Regions from separate parts of the Mus musculus genome. Here region 2 is linked to region 1. Evidence: chromatin loops called from intact Hi-C (ENCODE). Cell type or tissue: heart. All regions are shown on one strand. Each heading gives the region's core, and the rest is flanking DNA. Links, peaks and the distances in the headings are about the cores only.

What was found. Peaks named below come from ENCODE experiments on the same cell type or tissue, not always from the same donor. Only the 100,000 strongest peaks of a DNase experiment are listed, where the experiment ranks them.
Region 2: it touches region 1 in a loop (2.3-fold over the local background); 2 of 42 quality-filtered maps call a loop at or near these places.

The regions. Positions count from the first base shown.
Region 1 is chr7:46,704,002-46,720,677 of GRCm38, forward strand. Saal1 (serum amyloid A-like 1) reads right to left here and starts at 6,650. Exons shown (of 12, transcript NM_030233.1): 1 at 6,497-6,650; 2 at 4,863-4,976; 3 at 2,992-3,075; 4 at 13-92. The coding sequence starts at 6,631. It overlaps Saa3 (serum amyloid A 3), which reads right to left and starts at 11,675. Exons shown (of 4, transcript NM_011315.3): 1 at 11,646-11,675; 2 at 11,009-11,103; 3 at 8,588-8,726; 4 at 7,997-8,263. The coding sequence starts at 11,099. The coding sequence ends at 8,125. Gm31882 (a long non-coding RNA gene) reads left to right here and starts at 14,893. Exons shown (of 3, transcript XR_882072.2): 1 at 14,893-15,122; 2 at 15,561-15,682; 3 at 16,021-16,676. In heart, for the core only: a CTCF peak has its summit at 6,690 (motif pointing left); a DNase peak (open chromatin) is centred at 6,570; H3K4me3 peaks cover 1,375 bases; H3K27ac peaks cover 729 bases.
Region 2 is chr7:46,918,777-46,924,982 of GRCm38, forward strand. Tsg101 (tumor susceptibility gene 101) reads right to left here and starts at 1,193. Exons shown (of 10, transcript NM_021884.4): 1 at 1,045-1,193. The coding sequence starts at 1,086. Uevld (UEV and lactate/malate dehyrogenase domains) reads right to left here. Exons shown (of 12, transcript NM_001040695.1): 12 at 4,440-6,206. In heart, for the core only: a CTCF peak has its summit at 963; a DNase peak (open chromatin) is centred at 1,195; H3K4me3 peaks cover 2,016 bases; H3K27ac peaks cover 1,718 bases.

The DNA.
Region 1 (16,676 bases), core at 5,543-8,042:
AGTAGTACTTACCCATGATCCTCGTTCTTGCTGATGGACTCGCATATCTCCCGGAAACAAGCCATATTCCCTAAAATTCCCACACAGATTTCCTGTCAAACCAAAGTTCACAGGTCACAATGGCTGGAAGGTAATCACAAAGAATAACAACTTGAACAAAACCCTTTACTGCACCAAGTTTGAGGGGAAGAAATGGGGAGGCAGAATATGAAAGTGTACTGCCAGCATCCATATTCATACTTAGCTCATACAGCCCATGTAGCTGAGAAGGAACAAAAGACACAGAGGAAGTCAGAAGATGGAAGTTACAGATGAGGAAATCTTACAGCGGAAAGGATTCTTAACACAGACAACGAATGGAGAGCAGCAGGAAACCCAAGCAAAGGTAAGAAAAATACAGCAGAGGAAAAGGATCGGGACTGAAAGCATCTGACTGTCTGGCTCAAGAGTTTAGACTTAATACAGGACAGTGTCTCTGGGACCATGAGATTCTCAAGGAGGGAACAAGACACTGAATCCTTGTGTAGCATTTAACACAGTAAGTACACAATGGGGACTGTACTGTCCCCACTTTTCAAATGAGAAAACTGAAGCAACCTGGAAACCAGGAAAGTCAAGCAACCTGTCTAAGATCTCCAATTGGGAAACTGTGTCAATCCAGAGCCTGGATGTTAGGTACCAGGATGCTCAGCCCAAGAAGACAGAACCACTACCAGAGGCAGGGATGGCACGCACGAAAAAGCATGGAGCCAAAGACTCCAGAGGTTTGGCCAACAGTCTGTCGGAAGGTGAAGAGAAAGCACCAGGCTTGGCTCTAGATCTGAAATTACGTCGATTTCCCAGTCACAGGTACTAGTCACACCTACAGGGAAAAGGAAGACATAAGGACCCAGTGCATGCGCACAGGACTGGGTTGCCACGCTTGCTGAGACACAACACTTAGGGAGTTTGTCAACACTTTTCAAGTCCCATCACCTCCACCGAATCAGAATCTCCAGAGTAAAGCCTCTGGAGCCAGCATTTGCCAAGGGCACACTGATCAGTGTGATAATCACTCAATTAGAGAGGAGAACATGGGATTAGAAAATACAGCATGCAGGTCGAAAATTCCTCAACAAAGCTGAATGTTGCACCAGTTGCCAAAAAGGGGAGGGGGTCGGTGTCAGGGCTTTGTGTTATCACTAGAGGAGAGCTGTAACATATGAGAGTAAGAATCACAGAGCTAAGCTGGCTGTGGCAGCGGTGCCTGGAACCCCAGCTTTGAAGGCTGAGACAGAGATCGCCATCTCAACCCTGTATTGTACAGCGCAGGGACTCACTACAGCAATGACTGTAAAGTAAGGGTCTGCACTTGGACAGAGTGCAGACTGAGACACAGGAAGAAACAGGAAGGGGGAAAGCTGACAAAAGTGTGAGAGGGACTAAAGAGAGTTCTAGTAGAACGCAAACTTTGGGAAAAAAATCAAGAGTGTTGGGGCAGAAGATAAACATTCTCTTATCAACAGAGAGAGATGAGTGAGCTTCCTGTCAAAGGACCACCTCCTGACTGGGCTGCTCACGAGAATCCCTGGCGGATGTCAACAGTGCCTAGAACTTCACGTGCAGATGTGGCCTGACTTTTGAAGGTCCTGTAAGACAACGCTTTTGAGAAGGGTATGACCCTGGTCTAAAGCACTGATGGCATGAGGGAACACAGTGGATACCCTGGGTCCTGCCCTGCCCTGCTGGACCAGACGCTCCTGAGATGGGCTCAGTACCAGTAATCTGGGATATGCTAATGTAAGACCGGTGGTTTAGTGATTCCAGCATCCAGACAGGCTGAGAACAGCTTCAGTAGACTGTGACTAGGACACATTTACAACAGTGTGGCTAATTCCTGAACTGATCACGACTCAATTTATTTAAAATTAGTAACATCCACGAGACAACCCCACAAAACTGCCAACATTTCAAGTTAATGTAAGGATCCAATATGGGCGGAGCACTCCACTAAATGAAATCTTAATTCAAAGGGCTGGAGAGATGGCTCAGTGGTTAAGAGCACTGACTGCTCTTCCAGGGGTCGAGAGCTCAATTCCCAGCAACCACATGGTGGCTCACACCATCTATAATGAGATCTGGTGCCCTCTTCTAGTGTGCTGACATACATGTAGACAAAGCACCCCTATACATAAATATATAAATCTTCTTTTTAAAAAGAAATCTTACTTCAACTTTCAATTTGTAAATATATCCTATGGAACTTTGCACTTCATCTCAAAGAAAAAGAAACAACAATAGGGTTATACTGGAGTTGGGCTTAGGCTCAAACGCCAGCTTGTCTCTAACTAGCTGTGAGATTTGAACACAGTCTCTTTCTTTCATCTATTAAGTGTGTCTTATAGGAGCAACACGTACTGAGATTCATGCATCCTGTGCACTGCACAGAGCCGTAAATGGCAGTAAAGCTCGGGACACTGCGACGCTCACTGTTCCATCTGCTGTTCTTGGGAGCTTGCTCTCAGCAATAACCACAGACAACTTACTTGGGAAGGCAGAAAAGTGCCACACTGCGGTACTGGCACGGACTGAAAGGGAAGGGAAAGGCAGCACGGGCGCCATGCTGGTGAGACGGGACACAGTCAGCCCTGGACCAGGAAGAGCATGTAGGAAGTTCTCACAATCAGACAGTAGAAGTCCTGAGCGACAACGACCTTAGGATGTTTTTGGGCAGTGGAAAGCTTTGTGAGTGAAAGGACCAAGAGACACAAATGGTGGGCCAGCGCTTCCACTGTCCTTTGTTCTGTCACGCATTAGCAGCCTAGCGTGGCTGTGCCTAGCTGGTTTCCACGGCTGTTAAAACAAAGCATTGCTCTCCCTCATCTAGCCAAAATCTAAAATTCTACATATCTAGTCATTGCAAGGAGTGCACTACCTAAGAATGTTCAGTAAGTATAGGCACAGTGGCTTTGCTAATAAGCAAAGCAAGAGGAAAGGACTCTATATACTTACTCTTAATCGGGGACACGGGGATTTGGCCAGCACTCCCATGAATATGTCAGGAGCCTTAAATTCTTGGAGAAATAAAGCCACATCCTACAAACAAAAATGATTACCAAATTTGATGCTGAATCCTGTTCTGCAAACGGCACAGCTCAGACAACCCGAAAATTCTAATCTCATGCTGACTTCCTTTCCTCCACAAGGGAAATCTAAGGTCAGGAACTGTGCAAAATAGACAAAAGTGACAGAGGTGCCTTTGTGGTGCCTGGTCCACGACAGTGGAGTAATCCCATAAACCAATTGAAGCCAGACTGCGATGTCCCAGACAGCGGCCCCCCTTTATTCTGTACTGAACAGATTAGCCTAAATGGTCTCTTTTTCTGTCCAACTAGAATTCTCATTGACTTATTCAAAGACATTTGCTGACTGTCAGAAATGGGGGGGTGGGGGTGGGGTATGAGAAGTATGGGGAAAGAGTCAACTCCTAAATCTTACCCTGTTATAACTTAAAATTTGGGCTGGAGAGATGGCTCAGTGGATAAGAGCCCTGACTGCGCTTCCAGAGGTCATGAGTTCAATTCCCAGCAACCACATGGTGGTTCACAACCATCTGAAATGGGATCTGCTGCCCTCTCAGAGCATGCAGGTATACATGCAGATAGAGTACTCATACTTAAAATAAATATTTAAAAAAAAAAAAAAACTTCAAACTTAAACTTACAACTTAAAACTTAGATACATCCAATACAAGGAGTTAGATTTCCAAAATCCTTAATAGAAAAGGGGAAGGGGGTTGGTTTTGGTTTTGGTTTTGGTTTGTTGAGACAGGGTCTCTCTGTGTAGCTCTGGCTGTTCTGGAACTCACTCTATAGACCAGGCTGGCCTTGAACTCAGATATCCACCTACCTTCGCCTCTCAAGTGTGTATCACACCACCCGGCAACAAAACAAAATATCTGACTGCAGTGTGACTACAACAGCCTAAACTTCCTCCCTACAGATCTTGTTCCACCCATATCACCTAAAGAGGGCACACCAAACAGGTGACCCAAGAGTGCACATGGACCCCAAAGAGACGAATCTCACCTAGTAATGGAAGGCACAAAAACTAAATATACATGTGTCAGTAGCTCAGTATGAAATCATACTGCCTAGTGATGTCATAGCTGTCTTTTTTTTAATTAGATATTTTCTTTATTTATATTTCAAATGCTATCCCGAAAGTTCCCTATACCCTCCCACCCCCCACCCCCCGCCCTGCTCCCCTACCCACCACTCCCACTTCTTGGCCCTGGCATTCCCCTGTACTGGGGCATATAAAGTTTACAATACCAAGGGGTCTCTCTCGACTAGGCCATCCTCTGCTACATATGCAGCTAGAGACACGAGCTCTGGGGGTACTGGTTAGTTCATATTGTTGTTCCACCTATAGGGTTGCAGACCCCTTCAGCTCCTTGGGTGCTTTCTCTAGCTTCTCCATTGGGGGCCCTGTGGTCATAGCTGTCTTAGTTCACATCTATGTTAAATATACTATGATGTCCATAGGATGGAACTGTATATATGTTTAAAGTAATAGCTCCTGAGACTTCATACTCTGAACCACAAACTGGAGAGACTGCAATCACTGAATAGGCCTTTCCGCCAACAGTGGAGGAATGATCCTTTCTACTTATTTACTTATTTTATGTATATGAGTGTTCTATCTGCATGTATACCTCAAATCCCAGTAGAGATGGCTATGGGCCACCACGTGGTTGCTGGGGATTGAACTCAGGACCTCTGGGAGGGCAGATAGTCCTCCTAACCATGGAGCCATCTTTCCAGCCCCTTCATCACCTCCCCACTCTGAGTCTGTTCGGAATCTCACTTCCATCCGCATACCTCGTCCATGGACATATCCCAGACTCTGCAAATCTCATTCTCCATTTCTTCAGCAAGATCTGCCTGTTCTTCCTCATCAGCTGAGCCAGATGTGCCACTTTCAGGTGTGACAATCTTCAGAGACATAAAGGAAAAAAAAATCAGTTAAAATACTCATAGGTCTTCACTTAGATTAGATATTATCACTTAGAAGTCTCAATCTCTCAAAAGTATCTCCTCAGACAAAACAGTTTCTAAAACCTAAAGCCTTGTGACCAAGCCAACTCAGTCAGTCAACAGGTTCTCCAGGGCAGGAGTGAGGATTAAAAAGAAAAAAGACAGACAACATTGTAAGCATGACCCCCAGGCAGTTCTGAGGCTGCGGCAGGTTTATTTTTTCCCAATCTGCTTTTATATCCATTTTAATTACATGCAAATAATAAGGACAAGCGGCACAATAAACACAAATAGTCAAGGAACAAGCAAGGCAATAAACAAAGTCCCTCGATCACCCCTTTGATCACTGTTTCTAGGGGCTTATCAGGATGGCCAAGATATCTGAGCCTACTTCCCGGCCCCAGCCCAAAGTTATACTCATGCCTTCTTTGTTCTAGCCTAAAATTAGATTCCTGCCAGAACCAACTTCCTTGTCATGGCCCAGTATCAAATTCCTGCCAAGGGGTTCCAAAAGCTTTCCACAGTCTTAGATAGATCTACACATTAAACACTCTTCAAGTAAATACGGTCTGTGGGCACTGCAGCAGACAAATGAAAACAACAATATAACCCTTTTGGTTCCAAACGGTTTAGGATTAATGTAGGAAAGGCATGTAACCAGGCAATCACAACAGAAAGAGGCTGACTGTGCTGAACTGGTGAAAGAACTATGGGAGAAAAAATTAGGGACCAATGACCTACTCCTGGGAGAAGACACACATTTCTCTTAAAAGAAGAAATCTAAATCTATGGGAAGGTTAGGACTGTCCTGGGGAAATGAGGCAAGCATTCGGAGGTGACTACAAGTGCTCAGAAAGTATAAGACATGCTTGGAGATGGCCAACTGTCTACTGGTGATGGAACACAATGTACCGTAAAATGGCTGAAGAAGACACAACCAACCTTGGATCCCCAGTTAGGAAATAGAAAGTGTTCTCCTATGAGCAACAAGAACAACCTTTAAAAATAATAAAAAGGAAGGGTTTTTTTTTTTTTTTGGCAATGTAGAAAATGGCTTAGAGAAAACAGAAATTGGCGGTATGGACAGCAATGGGCAGAAAAACATCTATTGGCAGCCTCATTATAATCTCAACCTATACAAAATCTTGTTTACGATAATACTGATTATCTTGTTTTAATAGAAACTATGAAAGAAATGGAGGATCTGGGTTAAGGAGTCCCGTTTCCAGCATGGGATAAGCTCGCGTCTCGGAGATCAGGGTTGTCTGACTCCAAACTATGTATTCCACTAGAACAAGAGCCGACAAAACACGAATGGTAGGGTCTCGACTTCGTACGTGACAGTGGGGTTAGGAAGTAGAAGCCCAGTAAAGTACGTGCGCGGTGTGGTTCTGGCAAGTTAGTCCATCGGCACCCGCGAGCCTCCAGCATCCCGTCCACTCCCTGGGCACGGAGGGCGCCTGCGCGAGTCTCCGCACCTGGATGAGCCCGCTGAGGACGCCGAAGAGCCAGTGCTTGCTGTAGACCGTGCTCCCGATGCGGTCTCCCCCACCCAGGTCCTCTTCATCCTCCGAACCACAGGTAGGCGGCGGAGGAGACGGGTTTCGATCCATGCCGATGCGCGCCAACAGTACCGGAAGCCGCGGAGGAGGCGAGAGGACGCGCCAGAGAGCCCAAGGCACACGGCTCAGCTCCCACACAGCGCCCCCTGCCGTCAGGCTCCCGCGAGGTCCGGGAACCTGTAGGATCCATGGGGTCTTCTTCTCCACCCAGAGCTAGGAGTGAGCACAGAACACACACACACACACACACACACACACACACACACACACACACAGTAACTGCCATGTCCAGATATGTTAGCTATTCATTAGTGCTGATTTAAACCTTACATCAACTTCAATTTTAGCACGCACTTGTGGAGTTTTAATCTTTCTTTGATTTGATTCTTTGTTTGAGTCAGGGTCAAGCTATGTAGTCCAGGCCTGCTACTCGCCATCTTATGCCTCCACTTCCAGCAGCTAGAACTATAGGCAGGTGCCACGGTGCCCAGAAACTCTTGTTTGGTTGGTTTTTGTTTTTAATTCTTTTATCTGAGATTCATCCTAGTACACTGAAGTGTGCATACATGCTCTGCAAACTTACTTTTCTCTTAAAATCTCAGGTGCAGGAAGTTGAGTTAGCTGTGTCTCGTGTTTATGGAATCTTCTGAGTTATCACCCACTCAAGCGTCCCTGCTCCTTCTCTCACAGACTCACTTTTTATAACCAGAAAGTAGCTTTATTCATTTTTATTTTCTCTCCCCCCCCCATACCCCTTTCTGTTGACCTTGAATGAAAACACAGCTCAGTTCATGCTTCTCTAGTTACTCATAGGTAATCAACAGTCTTGTGTGATTTTCAACTATAACCTTAAAGACTTAGTTTAGTTAACCATGATGACTGCAAACCACCCAGCTTGGTGTTAAAGCCTTTCTACCCCAGGGGAAATGATTGCAGAATATGTCTTTTTTTTTCTGCAATTATTTTTTACAAAATGGGAGTGGCTGGCCCTTTTGAAGGGCTGAGATTATCTGCAGAGAGGCATCTAGAGTTGATGCTTTCTCAGTGGGAAGTGATTTTGCCATCAGCCTTTGTAAGTCGTATTTTACAGTGAGTCAGAACTTACTGATTTTTCTCTCGGGGAGGGCACAGGGGACTGAAAGCTGGGGCCTCACCTGTGCTTGGCAGTCATGCTTAGCACTGGGCCATAGCCCAGAATGCATTGGTTTTTATCTAGTTTTCAACTTCATAACTGAAACCATACACAGCGCTTTCTTGCTATCTCGTGTCATATTCCAATTCCATCTCTTCTTGTCTCTTTCTTTAAAAGAAAAGAAAAAGAAAAGAAAAGCAAGTGATGTCCCCTGCTAACCCACAGGCCCTCAACCCTCAGTGTGACTGCCCTGTGCTCTCAAAACAACAGTGACAGCGACAAAGTGCATTTCACAAGTATTTATTCAGCACATTGGGATGTTTAGGGATCCAGATTTTAGAAAATATCTCAACCCAGTAGTTGCTCCTCTTCTCGGGGGGCAGCATGACTGGGAACAACAGGAAGAGAAAACTCAGTATCTTTTAGGCAGGCCAGCAGGTCGGAAGTGGTTGGGGTCTTTGCCACTCCGGCCCCACTCATTGGCAAACTGGTCAGCTCTTGAGTCCTCTGCTCCATGTCCCGTGAACTTCTGAACAGCCTCTCTGGCATCGCTGTAATTAGGATGGACAAGAAGATTTTTAACCAAGCCCACAGGCAGTAGCTCCACCCTCAGGACTCTCTCCTCCTGGCTGTGAGGGGAGGGAGAGGCTGGTAGGACCCTGCCCAGGCTGTCAGCCTCACACTGGATGAGCAGCAGCAGCAGGAAGTGGGGGGGTCATCCACAAGCAATCACATGACCACCAACCCCTTCCAGTACTATGCACAGAAAAGAGGAAGATCGAGAGGTAACGGGTAGTATACACAGGTTGCAGAAGAGACAGCTCCTTCCTGGCTGTCCAAGGCAGTCAATCTCTGTTCACCCAGACCCGTGTTACCTGATGACTTTAGCAGCCCAGGCTCCCCCGGGACCCCTCCGGGCAGCATCATAGTTCCCCCGAGCATGGAAGTATTTGTCTGAGTTTTTCCAGTTAGCTTTCTTCATGTCAGAGTAGGCTCGCCACATGTCTCTAGACCCTGGAGAGGGAAGAGAGTGATGGCGGTGGTTGTGTTGAGGTAAAACAGAGGGCTACGACGTCTATCCAACTCATCCCAGCTTTTCCCAAAACCCACAGAAATGTTGCTAGCTTGAAATAAATAGTTCTTACTGCCCAAAGAAGTACATTGGAGCGGGTTTTATCCCAATGGACTCCCATCTTAGCTCTGTTGCTGTTTGTCTTTGTTTTTGTTTTTTTGTTTTGGTTTTTTCAAGACAGAGTTTCTCTGTAGCCCTGGCTGTCCTGGAACTCACTCTGTAGACCAGGCTGGCCTCGAACTCAGAAATCCGCCTGCCTCTGCCTCCCAAGTGCTAGGATTAAAGGCATGCGCCACCACTGCCCAGCTTTTTGGTTTGTTTTTGTTTTTTGTTTTGGTTTTTTCATGCTGTTTGTCTTTGGCTGTTCAAAAAGCGTGTAAGAAGAGGAGAGGTGATCTCTAGGGAGTGCGTCATCATATGACAACGGTCACCATAAGAAGCTCTCTCTGAAATGGTCCAGGGGAACTTCTAAGGTGTGAAATGAGATCGCTTCCCTTCCTCCTTTCCCCTCCCTCTGCTTCCGATCCTTTCCTTTCTCTTGTGTTCTCTTTTCCTTTAGAGACAGCCTATGTCTCTGTGTATCCCTGGATGGCCTGAAACTCACAATCCTTCTGCCTCGGCCTCCCAAACGCTACAGTTACCACCGCAGCCACAGTTCTTGCCTAGCACAAAGCAATGGGAGAAACTGCTCTCCAGGCAGAGAGAGTGAGCGCAGCTCTGTTCTGAGTCCACCTGGATGTCCAGGATCTATTTCCCCCAAGCAGTTCTCAGCACTCCTTCAGAGGTAACAAGGGGAACGTCTCTGCCACAGACTGCCACAAGCAGGATGATTGACACTCTGGTGGCAATGGACACACTAGGTTTAAAACCCCTACCTCCTCTCCAGGAACAGGGAAGAGTGCTATCCACCATGGTGCTTATGCAGAAAAGCTGAGGGAAACGCACGAGGAAGTCCGTGGAAAATGCTCATTTATTATCGCCCCGCCCCCTGCCCCCTCTGCTCATTTACTACCGCCCCGCCCCCCTGCTCCTCAGGACGGTGCCACAAACAGAAGGAAGATCTAAACTAAGGACCAGGAGAGTGAGCTGCACACTGAAGGAATCAGATCCAGCTAATGATAAATGGGAAATATCAAAGGTAGTGAGTTAGGGAGAAAGGGGAAGCCTAGGTTCTCTTAACTTTCATTGTGAGGCTGAGTTGTGGTGGCACACACCTTTAATCCCAGCACTCAGGAGGCAGAGGCAGATGGATCTCTGTGAATGGGAGGCCACCCTGGTCTACAAGGTGAGTCCAGGACAGCCAGGGCTCGGTTACACAGAGAAATTCTATCAGAAAGAAAGAAAGAAAGAAAGAAAGAGAGAGAGAGAGAGAGAGAGAGAGAGAGAGAGAGAGAGAAAGAAAGAAAGAAAGAAAGAGTCTGACTGACTGACTGTCTTTTGTTGTCTTATGGCTGGTGGGCTATATTTCCCTTGATGACAGTTTCTTGTCTATGTCTCAGCCTCAATAATAGACCTATGTCCCAGGTAAGTAAGTCACTGTCTCCTGTTGACGGTGGAGCTGCCTTCCACCCGTGCCATGATCTATTCCTTCTCAGGTAAATAAGTAAGTGTGTGCTCAGAGCTGTATAGTGGCTAACCTGGGCTAAATTCTGCTCTTCCAGGGGTTTTCTAAGTAAGATAGCTTACGTATGCTCTTTGTACATTGGTTTCCTTAAAGGGTAGTAGTGACACCTACGCCACAAGATTAATTTTAATGTATGGAATTCATTTCCATACATTATGCTCCTTGGACAATGCCCACTCTGTGTGGCAAACTTAATTAGCCTTGTTTGCTGTCTCTGTGGGTTGTCACCTGCTGCCCCGGTTTTCCCCCTCCGCACCTTCCCTGGAACCAGATATAGACGTGAACTGCTCATCACTCTCCACAAGGGGGCAGTAGAGGCCTCTTCCCCACTTCTATTGGGGAGTCTACATCTTTGACCTACAGATTTCACCTACATTCCCGTGGAAAGACTGCTGTACAAACATTACAGGATCTGAGATTTGGGATCCTCACAGAAAAAGGTCAACACTGAGCAAAAAAGCTACAAACTTCTCAGGAAGAGCTACACCGCCACTCTATGGGGATTTTACAAGCATGTTTGCCCTTGATTATGTGGTCCCTGCTCAAGTAAATTCTTAAAACTCAGAAATACAACCTCCAGCCCCCATCCTTGAAGCCTACCTTGACCAGCTTCTTTCATGAACTGGACCCATCTTTGGCTGTCAACTCCCAGGATCAAGATGCAAAGAATGATGGCAATGGAAGGCTTCATCCTGCTATAGGGCCAGGAAAACAAAGATGAGCATGCCATTTCGTGGGGTGGAGGATGCTTCTGCAGTGCTGAGCTATCTATCCTTGCACACTGGTAACAAACCCCACTGGATTTCATACATAAACCCACACACATACAAACAAAGATTATAGGTAAGGGGATTTCAGGGAACTCTCTAGTTCTCCATTTCCTTGTATTTCATTAGAATCCCACTATCTAAGGGTTTGCAAATGGACCATTAATATAAAGCACATTGCACTCCAATCATGCCAGCTGAAACCCAACTGTAAAGGAAGTTTCCAGAGGGCTATGTGGGGGCTTTCTAACCAACATAGCTCCCTGCATTCTATCTGTAGAAGGCTATTGCACCCTTCCCTGAATTCACACAGAAGCACACTACAAGTTCCATGCAGAAAGCATAATATCCAGTGAATTCTAACCATCTAGTGGATTCAGGATAGAGATAGAACATTAAACACAACAAGCAAATGCTGGCGGGGAAAAGAATCTGCAAAGAGGAAATGCTGGAAAGTTCTGGCAACTCACCTCGTGCTGCGAGCTCCTTCTGGGACCCCAGGTGAGTGGCTTCTGTCCTTTGCTGAGGAGATGTGGCCGAGGATATCTATATATACTGTCACTCCACTAATGGAGCAATCCCTGTTTGATCTTGCATAATCCCACTTACCCATAATTTCTCTTTCAGAAGATAACTTTTCCTTCATGTACATCTTCTTTCCCCAGATTGCGCCATCTAGGCATTTCCAGAAATGTGGCCAGTTAGGACTTTCTGAAGTCTTCGCCATCCTGGTTGGAAATAATCAAGACAAATGCTTTATATCCAGTTTCTTGGGGGGGGGGAGCAATATTAGAAAGAAAAATATGAATGTGTGATAAATCATGGGATCCAATCCAAAGGCTAAGCTAATGCCCTTTCAAAGCTCAGTTCAGGTTTAAGCTGGAGCCTTAGGGAACAGGAGGATGGGAGGCAGAAGCTGGCATTTAGCACCCAACGCTGCGGAAGATCTCCAGACTCCAGTATACTCCATATTGCTATGGAAGGTCAGGGAGCAGACGAAATCTAGAGACTTTGATTAACCAGGGACACTAAACAATAAAACAATTTGCTTCAAAGTCACAAAGAAATAACACACCATAAAGATGAGGAAGGCTCCCTGGATGCTAAATTATCCTAACAATGGATTCAGGCAGAAAGTGGCAAGAGGAGACACAGGAATGCTGGGAAATGACATCAGGAAACAGCTGCTAGAGCCAGAAAAGCAGCTCTAGGTTTTGCCGTGGGAGTTTATCTTATAAGAAAGCCATTCAGACCATGGTCTTCTCTCCTTTACTATCCCCACCCCTTTACGCAAAAGAAAAATTAAATGTATTGAGTTCCCTAGAGAAAGAAGGACGGTATAGCTGCGACGTGGTAGGTGTGGTGAAGGTATCACATTTGGCCTCCTGCTCTAAGAGCCCTGGGCTGGAAGCAGAGGAAAGCAGAGGGGCTAAAAAGAGCCCACCCAGGAGGCAATAGCTCAGGGGTGTTCCCCAAGTTGTTTGCTACCAAGAAGAGAACTGTGGCTATCTCGTTGGAGATACAAGTTGATGTAGATAAACCTCGTAAGCTGGAAGGTGGTGAATAATACCCGAGAAGAAGAAGTAACAGCCTAGAAAAATGAGCGTGTAGAACTTTCAGTCATACTACAGGCCAGAGGATGCTATGGTGCTGTGGCAGACATTGATACATGTGACGCAGGATGGAGCAGACCAAGCGTGGACACCATGTTAGAGAATTGTTGTCATACATTAAAGCCTTGAAAAGAAAAAAATGCCTCTTCCTAGATTTGGCCTTTATTTTGGTTATTTTGAGCTCTGTGACTGAAAGGGAAAAAAAACTGTTCAAAGATTTTCGTCCCTTGGTCCTCAGCCAAGACACTGCCCAAGCTGCCTTTGGCTTAGGAAAAAGATTCTTCCGTGGCTGGCTTGGCTCACGTTGTCCTAGCAGTAAGCAGCTACAACTTCCCACAAGCCCTGGTTGCAAACCTCTTTGGGGAAGTGCTTCACAGAGAACTGTGTGTGAAACCTGCCGCCTCCTTTGTTCTGACTTCCTAGGCATAAACATTTGGTTCCGGGATTATGTATTGACTTCCTCAGCCACTTTAGACTCAAAACTCACCTCCCAAGTATCTACTTTTTCAAACCCCTCTCATCCCCCCTTCCCCTTCCTCCTTCCCCTTTCTCCCCCTCCTCCTCCCCGTCTCCCCCCTCCCTCTCGTCCCTTTTTAACCTGGCTTTATTTTATGTGTATTTTGCCCAAATGGATGCATGTGACCCACATGAATGCCTGGTGCCTGTAGAGGTCAGAAAATGATGTCAGCGCCCCTGGAACTGGAGTTATAGATAGTTGTGAGCTACCATGAGTACTGGGAATTAAACCCAGGTCCTCTGGTAGACCAGCGAGTGCTTTTAACTGCTGACCCATCTCTCCAGCCCCAACCCCCTTCTTTGATAGAAGGCAAGTGAGTATTTTTCCTACACATTAAGAAAAGCAATTTGCATGGACTTTTTCTTTACTAACAATGGTTTAACTAATCCGTTGAGAATTCTTTTAAGCTTTTTATTGATTCTTCGTGAAATCTGAAGTGCACACCCAAGTCCCGCTCATCTCCCCATCCCCTCATATCCACCCTTTACCCTTTGCAACCTTGCCCGAAATAAAACACATCATCAACAACAACAACAACAGAGCATAGAAGCTAGAGTGTGTCACTGTGTCTCTCCAATGTATTCTTCTGTCCACACATCTTCACTTGAAAATGTTCCTCGGAACAAGTCCATTGGTCTGGTTCCAGATCTCTGGCTTTTGTGACAGTACCAATACTGGGTCCTTTTTTGGGATTTCCCCCAGCTATCCTGTTGCTGCCCTCTGTCACTGGAGATTCTACAGCTTTGGGTCAGCATAACTGTCCCTTGAATCCCAGCCATTCTCAGATGATATAGATTGTGAGCTGGGCCAACTCAGAGCCCTGGATCTGGGCCTGGGTGTTCACTGAGCTGGTCTCATATTCACACTGCTCATGACCCTGGGAATAGCTTTCCCAATTGCCAGAAGTGACAGGACACAGGAGGGACATCACCTCTGTGCCAGCACCACCCCTATGGCAGACAAGTGAAGGGTCAACTCTCCCACACTCCTGCCACCAGGGCCAGCTCCACTATGCACAAGGCCTGTTCTCCTGAATGCTGCTGCTATTGGTGAGAGATGGGACCGGCTCTCCAGAATGTTGCAATCAGTGAGGAGTGGGGACAGATCCGCACAGCCCCTGGACATCCACGTGGTCCTCTAAGGATGCTCTGACCAGGGATATCTCCATGTCCTCTAGTGATAACATAACCCCTGCAGCTAAATATCCACAGACCCAGACATGCTCTTCACCATCATCTCAGGCTGGGACTTCACCGTGGTCCCAAGTGGCCAGGCTGGCCACTCCCAACAGGCTACTCCTCTCCACCCTGGAGTCTCCAGCTCTATCTGTTTGCATAATGCTCAAGCTGCTCCACTTCTCTTTCTCTCCCATCTGTCCAGCACAGACTCACACACTGTGGTGGAGCCCTGGGTGACATCCTCCATCTGTGCTCCGTGGCATGGCGGTCTGCAGGTGTCTATCTTCCCCCTTCAGCGCTGTGCTGCCTGGATATGATTTGATTTTTATGAGTCCTGGGCATAAGACATCTTTGGCAACCAAGCCAGGCTTCAAGCTAGGATGAACAGAGGGCTGCCATCTGCTCTGCCCCTGACTGGTATAGGAACAATGCCAACATCAAGGTGCCTATGCCCATTGCCAGGGGAGCATTGAGAATTTTGTCCTTTGAACAAATTTCCTTCACATCTCCCAACCCCACCCTCATCTCCCAGCCACCCAGCTTGATGCTTTCTTCTCTCTTTCCCCTCCATCCAATCCAGTGTGTGTGAGCCAACTGCTCTTACGGATGGGGCCTGCCCAGGAGTGTGGCCAGCAAGAGGTCAGTCATTAAAGAAAACCAACCCTTCCTCTGCTAGCAGCTATCAAATGCCAATAGCTTCTCACCCCCGGGTGGGATTTTGTGCCCACCCCACACCGTCCATGCTAAGATTTTTATCTGCTTTGAGCTCACACGGGTCTTATGCAATGCTGTCACAGTCCTTGTGAGTCCACCCTCTTGTGTCTGGAAAACAGTTTCCCTGAAGTCAACCATCACCTCTACCACTTGCCTTCTTTCTGCCCCCTGTTCCAAAAGGACCCTCGAACCTTGGGGGTGGGTGGGTGTGATGGTGTGTCCGAGGATATTTTTCTTTATTGTTCATCTTTATTTAGTATCACATAAGGTTGCCCTGTGTTCACTGTGCCTGTGGGTTGGGATCTTGTGAGGGCTGTGTCATCTGTCTCACTGTCGCACAGATTCTTCTCTTGGTTCCTTAAGCAGGTGATGAATAGTTAACAAGGAGCTTACCTGCTGAACGTTCGCACTGGAGGAGCACTCTAAAGGACTCCAAATATTTGAGGACAGCATGCTAGTTTGGATGGTACTGAGCCTAGCACCACGTGAGTAAACACAGATTGGCCCCGGTGTGTTGCAATGCTCCGGGTCATCCAGAAACAAGCTGCAAGCAGACCCAGCATAAACTTACAGTAAATTGACCCTCCCAGAGATTACTTCACAGCACTGGATCATTGCCTGCAAGTTAAGCAGGACACTGCAAATAATAAAGTTGTAGGTCTAAATACAGCACAGCACGTTCTCTGAGCATGAGCCTAAATTATCTTCCTCATAAGTAGACATTTCAAAATGTGAGTCTGGGAATTCAAGAATTGCACAATGTCTTCTTTAGCACCTGGTTTGGAATTTTGCTAACTAATCTCTTTTTCCCTGGTGCCTACAGCCAAGAAGGCGAGGAGCCTCTAACTGCCCCCATATCCTGGAGAGTTAAAGTAAGGAGCTGAGCCACACCTCAGAGTCCCCGAGGTCTTTGAGGAGGCAGGAGCACCCAGCCCTCAGTCCCAACCTCTCCTTAGCCTCACTCCTTAACCTTCCACAGATGGAAGAGGATGGGACAACTAACCCACAGTGCCTGAGGGGCTCCTTAAAGCTACTGAAGTTGAAACAGGACTGCAGGGACTTTTTGTAGCCAACGGGAGCAAAGCTGTCCTTCTGTGGAAAAAAAAAAAGTAGTTGTGGAGCTAAATCTCTTCACAAGGGCTTCAGGCGCCCAGAAGACAAGGACAAAAAGAAGAAAGGGTTTCCTCAGCCCTCAGCAGGGCTCAGAGCAGGTTGCACAGCCTGCCAGCTGACCCCATATCCTGCCTGCAGACAGGAATATGGCGAGAGGGGTCTTGGGGAAGCCCCTGGATGCCTGCCTTGCTGCTTGCTCCCCATCTTGGTAATTTGGAAGGATGGAATAGCCCGCGCCATCAGAGTTTGAAGTGTCTTGGCAGAGTCTGCCAGACAGATGGAGTGATGTCTCTCTCACTTCTGTCACGTGGCCACTCGGGTTGGAAAGTTTCAAGTGAAGGCATTGGCTAGGTAAAGGAAGGCAAC
Region 2 (6,206 bases), core at 1-2,500, 210 kb after region 1:
TGATTTGAAGGTAAAACAGTACTATATCGACCTTTACCGGGACCTCGTACATTCCCCCAGACCCCTGTGTCATTACAGATAACTACAGGGAAAAAAAAAAAAAAAAAAAGGAAGCCTAAAAGATTAAATGGTTAGACAACCAAGAGACAAGAGGTTTGGTCTTCAAGGACTCAGGGAAATGACTTTACTAAAAAAGATCTAGTTTTACAAAGAATAAAAAAAGAAGAAAAAAAGAAAAGAAAAATTTTATGTTTTGAAATGCGGTCTCACTGTGTATCCCTGGCTGGTCTGGAACTCACAATCTGTCCTGATCTGTCGTCAACTGCCTACAGAGCGCTGGAATTAAAGGCCTGTGCCACCACGCCCAGCGTATTCGTGTTTCCTTGTAAACTAGAAACTTCTTAACCCCACGATCTCTATTATTGCTCTGATAAGAGCATCAAAGTCAACTTCAATGACTAAAGGAGTTAGGGCTCAACTACGTTACATAAATTTCATTCCAATTAAATTTGGTAAATTACAAAAAGCAAGGCATTCTGGAGTCCGATGCGCAGTATTAAGTACTAAGTAGCTAATGTGCAAAATATCCAAAAGGCCTTTTAAAAAGTGAGAGGAAAAAAAAAAAACCCACAACCAGTCAAGCAGTAAGAATTTTTAAGTTCAACTCAAAGTAAACAAGCAAACAACTGCGTTAATCACAGTTAATGCAAACAATGGAATGCAACTGCAGAGTTCTCTGGAGCGGGGAAGGGCTGCCAAGCTCGATTTTCTGGCTGCTCTACTTCAGCGAACCAATTGCACCAAGAGTTCCCGAGCTCCGGTGGGATGTGCCGGGTTGGGCCGGGGAGAGGCGCGCGGGGACTGGTTCTGAGCAGGGCCGGGCTCCGGCCGGCGGGGACCGTCAGCAGCGCCGGGCAGACAGCAGCGGCCGCGCCAGGCACGACCCCGCTTTTGTTTATGGAGGCGAAGGCGGGAAGGGCCGCTCCGCAGAGGGAAGGCGGCCTAGCCCAGCCCGCGGGGCCGCCCCGTAGGGCGCGGGCTCACCTTGGACATCATCTTCTTCAGCTGACTCTCGGACACCGCCATGGCGCGCTCCTCCGTCCCCACAGGCAGAGGGTAGGCGCCACGGGGCCGCCCCAGGCCGCCAGACAATCGCCGCCGCCGCCGCCCCGCCCCTGCGAAGCAGGAAGCCGGCACGTTGTGCTTCCGCTTCCCGCGCGTCACTTCCGGGGCCGCTGGTCTGCGGTGCGAAGTCGGGCGAGAGATCAGGTCCGGTCCACGGGTGCCCGTGGTGCGGTTGTTTGCAAGCCTTTCGCGGTCCCGAAGTCCCGGCCCTCTCGCGAGCCTTGCCACCCGCTGCGGCTCGGAAGGTCCTGGGCTCGCGTCGCTCACAGAACTAGCTCGTGGACACTCTAGACACTTTTAGGTGACTGCGCCCGAGGCACCTCTGATTATCACATCCGTTTTTGTTACTGCAGTTTAAACGCTCGAAAGCCCTTCATGTCAAGTTCGCAAGGGCAAAGGAGATTTTTTTTCCCCCGTTAGGAAGCTATGCGGTAATTTTCTCCTCTGGATACTTTCCCCTAACAATTCCAGTGTGCCCACATAAAGATTAGACAGGCCGCAGTCTGCCTTGCTTGAGGGCAGGCTTCTTTTCAGATTATAAAGAATTTACCCCTTCAAACTTCTGAGTTTGAAGCCTCTCCAGTGTTAATCCCAAAAAGGCAAGGAGCAAGATCATGGACCCAAATCATCATAGCCAAATTAATTAAAGCAAGCAATTAATTAAAACCTTTTAATTTGTGTACAGGAAGTCAGCTTTGGACATAGGCTAGAAAATTGGTCTTATAGCTCAGGGGTAGGGAGTTTCCAAATGGGTGATTTGGCAGGTACATAGGCGGGTTACAGGAACAGAACAAAATGGCCATAACACATCTTGTGAAACAAAGACGTGGTTGCAAGGGGGTCTTAACAAGGTACTCATGACAAAGTGACCATGACAGGTGGTTATAAGGACAGGTGGTCATAATAACCTTTTGAAACAAAGGCATTGGGTGCCGTATAGAAACATTTGAAGATAAGGTTACAGGTGGGGCATAGCCCAAACCCTTGAGAAACAGATTTAATCATAAACAGGAACGATGCTGATGGCTTTCAAGCCTAAAAATGGAGACAGGCTGGCCTCATCACCAGCCCAATTTTCAGATCTTAATTGCCTTGTAGAATACAAGAGGTGATACTCAATCTCAATTGAGTTTCTATTTCCAATAAATGCTTGTTAGAGGGGCTGAAGGGATAGCTCAGCAGTAAAGAGTACTTGTTGCCCTTGCAGAGGGTTAGGGTTAGGTTCTCAGTTACAGGGACTCCTGATAGCCTCCATGGGCACCAGGAATGCAGATGGTACACACACATCCAGTGCAGGCAAAACACTCATGCTGGTAAAATAATCTTTAAAATAAAAAGCGACATATTAACCATCAATTCTTATTACTTTTTATTTTTTAAAAAAGATTTATTTATTATTATGTCTAAGTACACTGTAGCTGTCTTCAGACACTCCAGAAGAGGGCGTCAGATCTCATTACAGATGGTTGTGAGCCACCATGTGGTTGCTGGGATTTGAACTCAGGACCTTCGGAAGAGCAGTCGGAGCTTTTCCCCGCTGAGCCATCTCACCAGCCCTCTTAATACATTTTATAAATACAATCATCTAAAGTATAAAGCCTAGTATAGACAGCAGTGAAAGAGAATACATCTGGGTGATCTTAGTATATAATCAATTCCTTTCTAAATCCAAGGTCACGGACGGCCTAAGGGAAAGTGCGTGGCAGGTGTCAGCATACTCTATCTTAAAAGGGAACATCAGCCTTGAGTAACTTTAGCTCCAGTCAAACTCCAGTCTAGCCTACTACCCACTGTTTCAGTTTAAAATCACGTCTTGGCCCTGGGGAGAGGGCTTAAGGGGTTAAAAGCACTTGTTCTACAAGTCTGAAGGCCAGACTTCAGGTTTCACAGGGTATTCCCACCCATGACTGTAGCAACATCTATACTACCAGCTTCAAGAGGGGTGAAGAAGGATGGCTGGGGCTTGCTGACTTCCGGCCTCACAAAGAGGTAAGCCCCAGGCTCAGGAGGAGACTGTTGTGGGGTCCTCTTAAATTCAACTTAACTCAAATGCTAGGTCAGTGCAGATGACAAAAATTTACTTTTTTGTCAGGGCAGCAGAGCATACTTGGGAGTGGACACTGAAGAGATGTTGAACAGCTTATTTAAAGGATGAAACCATAAAGCAAGGGGGAGTGGGGTGGGCTATAGCATTGTCCAATCATATTTTGACACAATGGGTTGAGCAAGGGAGTTTCCGTCAATTAGGATCAAAGTTGGTCCCTGGGCCTGGGAACATGAACTTAGTTTGACCCTGTCCGAAAGATGGAGAAGTTGTCCTTGAGATGTCTGGACTTAGACAACTGTTTCCTTACAACAAAAGCTGTTCAGCTGTTGAGAAATCTTTAGCTTCCCTGGGGCCTGGGACCTGGAATTTAGTTTCTATGGTTAAATGGAGTGTGAAAATGCGATGGTAGTCCGTACAGTAAATTTCTCTGGCTTGTTGCCAACAGGATGAGTGATGGAGGGCACTGAATGCCTTATGTCTCCCTCTTTTTTTTTCTGGTTTTTTGAGACAGGGTTTCTCTGTATAGTCTTGGCTGTCCTGGAACTCATTTTGTAGACCAGGCTGGCCTCGAACTCAGAAATCCACCTGCCTCTGCCTCCCAAGTGCTGGGATTAAAGGCGTGCACCACCACTGCCCGGCTCCCACGATGTCTTTAAACATAACTGAGAAGCACTCATTTTAAACTTTTCTTAAAGCTACAGCTTACTGAGAAGTCCCTTTAACTAGAGCATCTCTACACATGTAGTTAAAGTTCCTTTAACCAGCGTTTCTATGAATTGGAGGACTACTATGGAATATACTGCTTTAGAAGCTTTCTAACCAGGTATGACCATCTTAATTTAGAAATCAAGTCCTTGGAAGGCCAAAGGAGAAGAATCAAGAGATCACGGCCTGCAATGGCTATATAGCATTATCTTGTTTGAAAAGTCACATTTAAAATTAAAAACAACTAAACCGGTTGGTGACAGCACACACCTTTAATCCCAGCGCTCAGGAGGCAGAGGCAGGCAGATCAGGCAGAGCTTTTGAGTTTGAGGCCAGCCTGGTCTACAGAGTGAGTTCCAGGACAGCCAGGGCTACACAGAGAAACCCTGTGTCAAAAAAACAAACCAAAACAATTTTTTTTAAAGAAATAACTGATAAAGGCCACTTTCTTCATCTTATATTTAAGTCACTTAAATGAATAAGATATGGTTGTTCGGAGAATGCTATGAAATCCTTCTTTAATTTGAATGTATCTTCTTTCACTTAATCAGACAGCAGATAGTCCTTTTAAAATAAAAGTTTATTTCATTCATTATTTTTGATATTTAAGGAAACAATGTAAATTGGAAAATAAAAAATATATTTTATAGTATCAAAAAGCATTTTAATCCAAGACCCAATAAAAATCTTAGATGCCCCAGTACAGGGGAACGGCAGGGCCAAAAAGGGGGAATGGGTGGGTAGGGGATTGGGGGGGTGGATATGGGGGACCTTTGGGATAGCATTGAAAATGTAAACGAGGAAAATACCTAATAAAAAAAATTAAAAAAAAAATCTTGAGATTCCGCGTGCTTTGGGAAAAATGAAAGTTTCCTTTCACATAGCAAGGAGGAAAAGCAATGTTTTATTGACAGTACTTTTTTAAATGAAGAAATAAATCTTTTACAAAGTTTTCAGTTTTCACAAAGCCTGCATTTCAGAATATAACAAGACAAAAAAGTCAGGATTTATAACTTGATATAGAGTTGAACCTTCTCATATGGTAGGTCATCACCTTAGTGAATGAACAGGAGTTCTGATCCTGTCCTTGTGCTTCACATGAGAAATATGCAAACACTGTACATTTCCAATTGGTTTGGAGACTAATACAGTATTTAGGTTAATCAAGTCAACATCATCCAAACCAATAAATGATTAGAAAAAAAATGAAAGTCACCACATAGAGTAACTGTTAATAATTAAATCAAAGTTAGGTGGCTGTGATGGCACCACCTGACTGAGGAGGAACGTACAATTGCTACTTAACTCAAAGAAGTGTGAGGCTTCTGTACTGCAACCCGGGGATGAGGTCAAACTAACAAAATCCTTGGCTAATGATGAGTATTTAATAAATATCTGACGTTTCTTTCTATAACATAGTTCTCGGTAGTTCATTGTTACAGCACTCTGCAGTTGGTTTATTGTTCAAGAGAGTTTTAGGATTAGATTATAGACACAGGGTTGGGGAGGAACCTGCCTAACATGCATCAGACCCTGGATTAGATCCCCACAAACAATGTAAGACTTGTTGCTGGGCATGGCCGCCAATGCCCAGGAGATTAGGCAGATGATTGCTAAGAGTTGACTTTGAGGTTAGTCTCAAAACCAAATGAAGACAAAGAAGCTCTAATCAGGAATTACTGAGTTCCTAATTAGTTATCACCTATTAGAAAATACTAGAAAAACACCTAAGAAATGACTGTTTCAACTTTACTTTCCCACTTCATACAAAAGGCCAGTAAAAGCAACACCAAGATTATCTACAAAGAGCTCATGCTTATCGTCTCAAGGACCCCAGTTCTGTGTTCTGGAACCACACCCAGGGCTCTGCACGCCAGGCAAGCATCTTAACAGTGAGCTATACCCCTAGCCTGGATGTCCAGGGTTTCATCCAGTTAAACGTGGTGGGAGTCTTTGTCACCACATTACTTTTCTACTTTCTCCAGTTTGGGATACTGAAGGTCACTTGTCATTATAATTACACGAGTCACCCTGAGAATGAGACTGTTCCCTTTCTGTCTCATAAACCACGGAGTTCCTCTCTCTCTGACTAGACTGGGTTCCTTGTCACTGGACTTCACAGCACTTAGCACTCTTGAACTTACATGACATTTGGCTACTGTATTCCCTGCTAGTCTGTAGGCATTGGCAGGGCCTGTCCTAATCTGGGCCTGTTTACTAATAGTGCTTTGTTAGAGAAGTTTCTAATAAATACTAGCTGAAGGATTAAATACATAAACACTGTCTGCTGTTCGTGGAATCTCTGGGGAAGAGGCTCAGCAATCTTTGT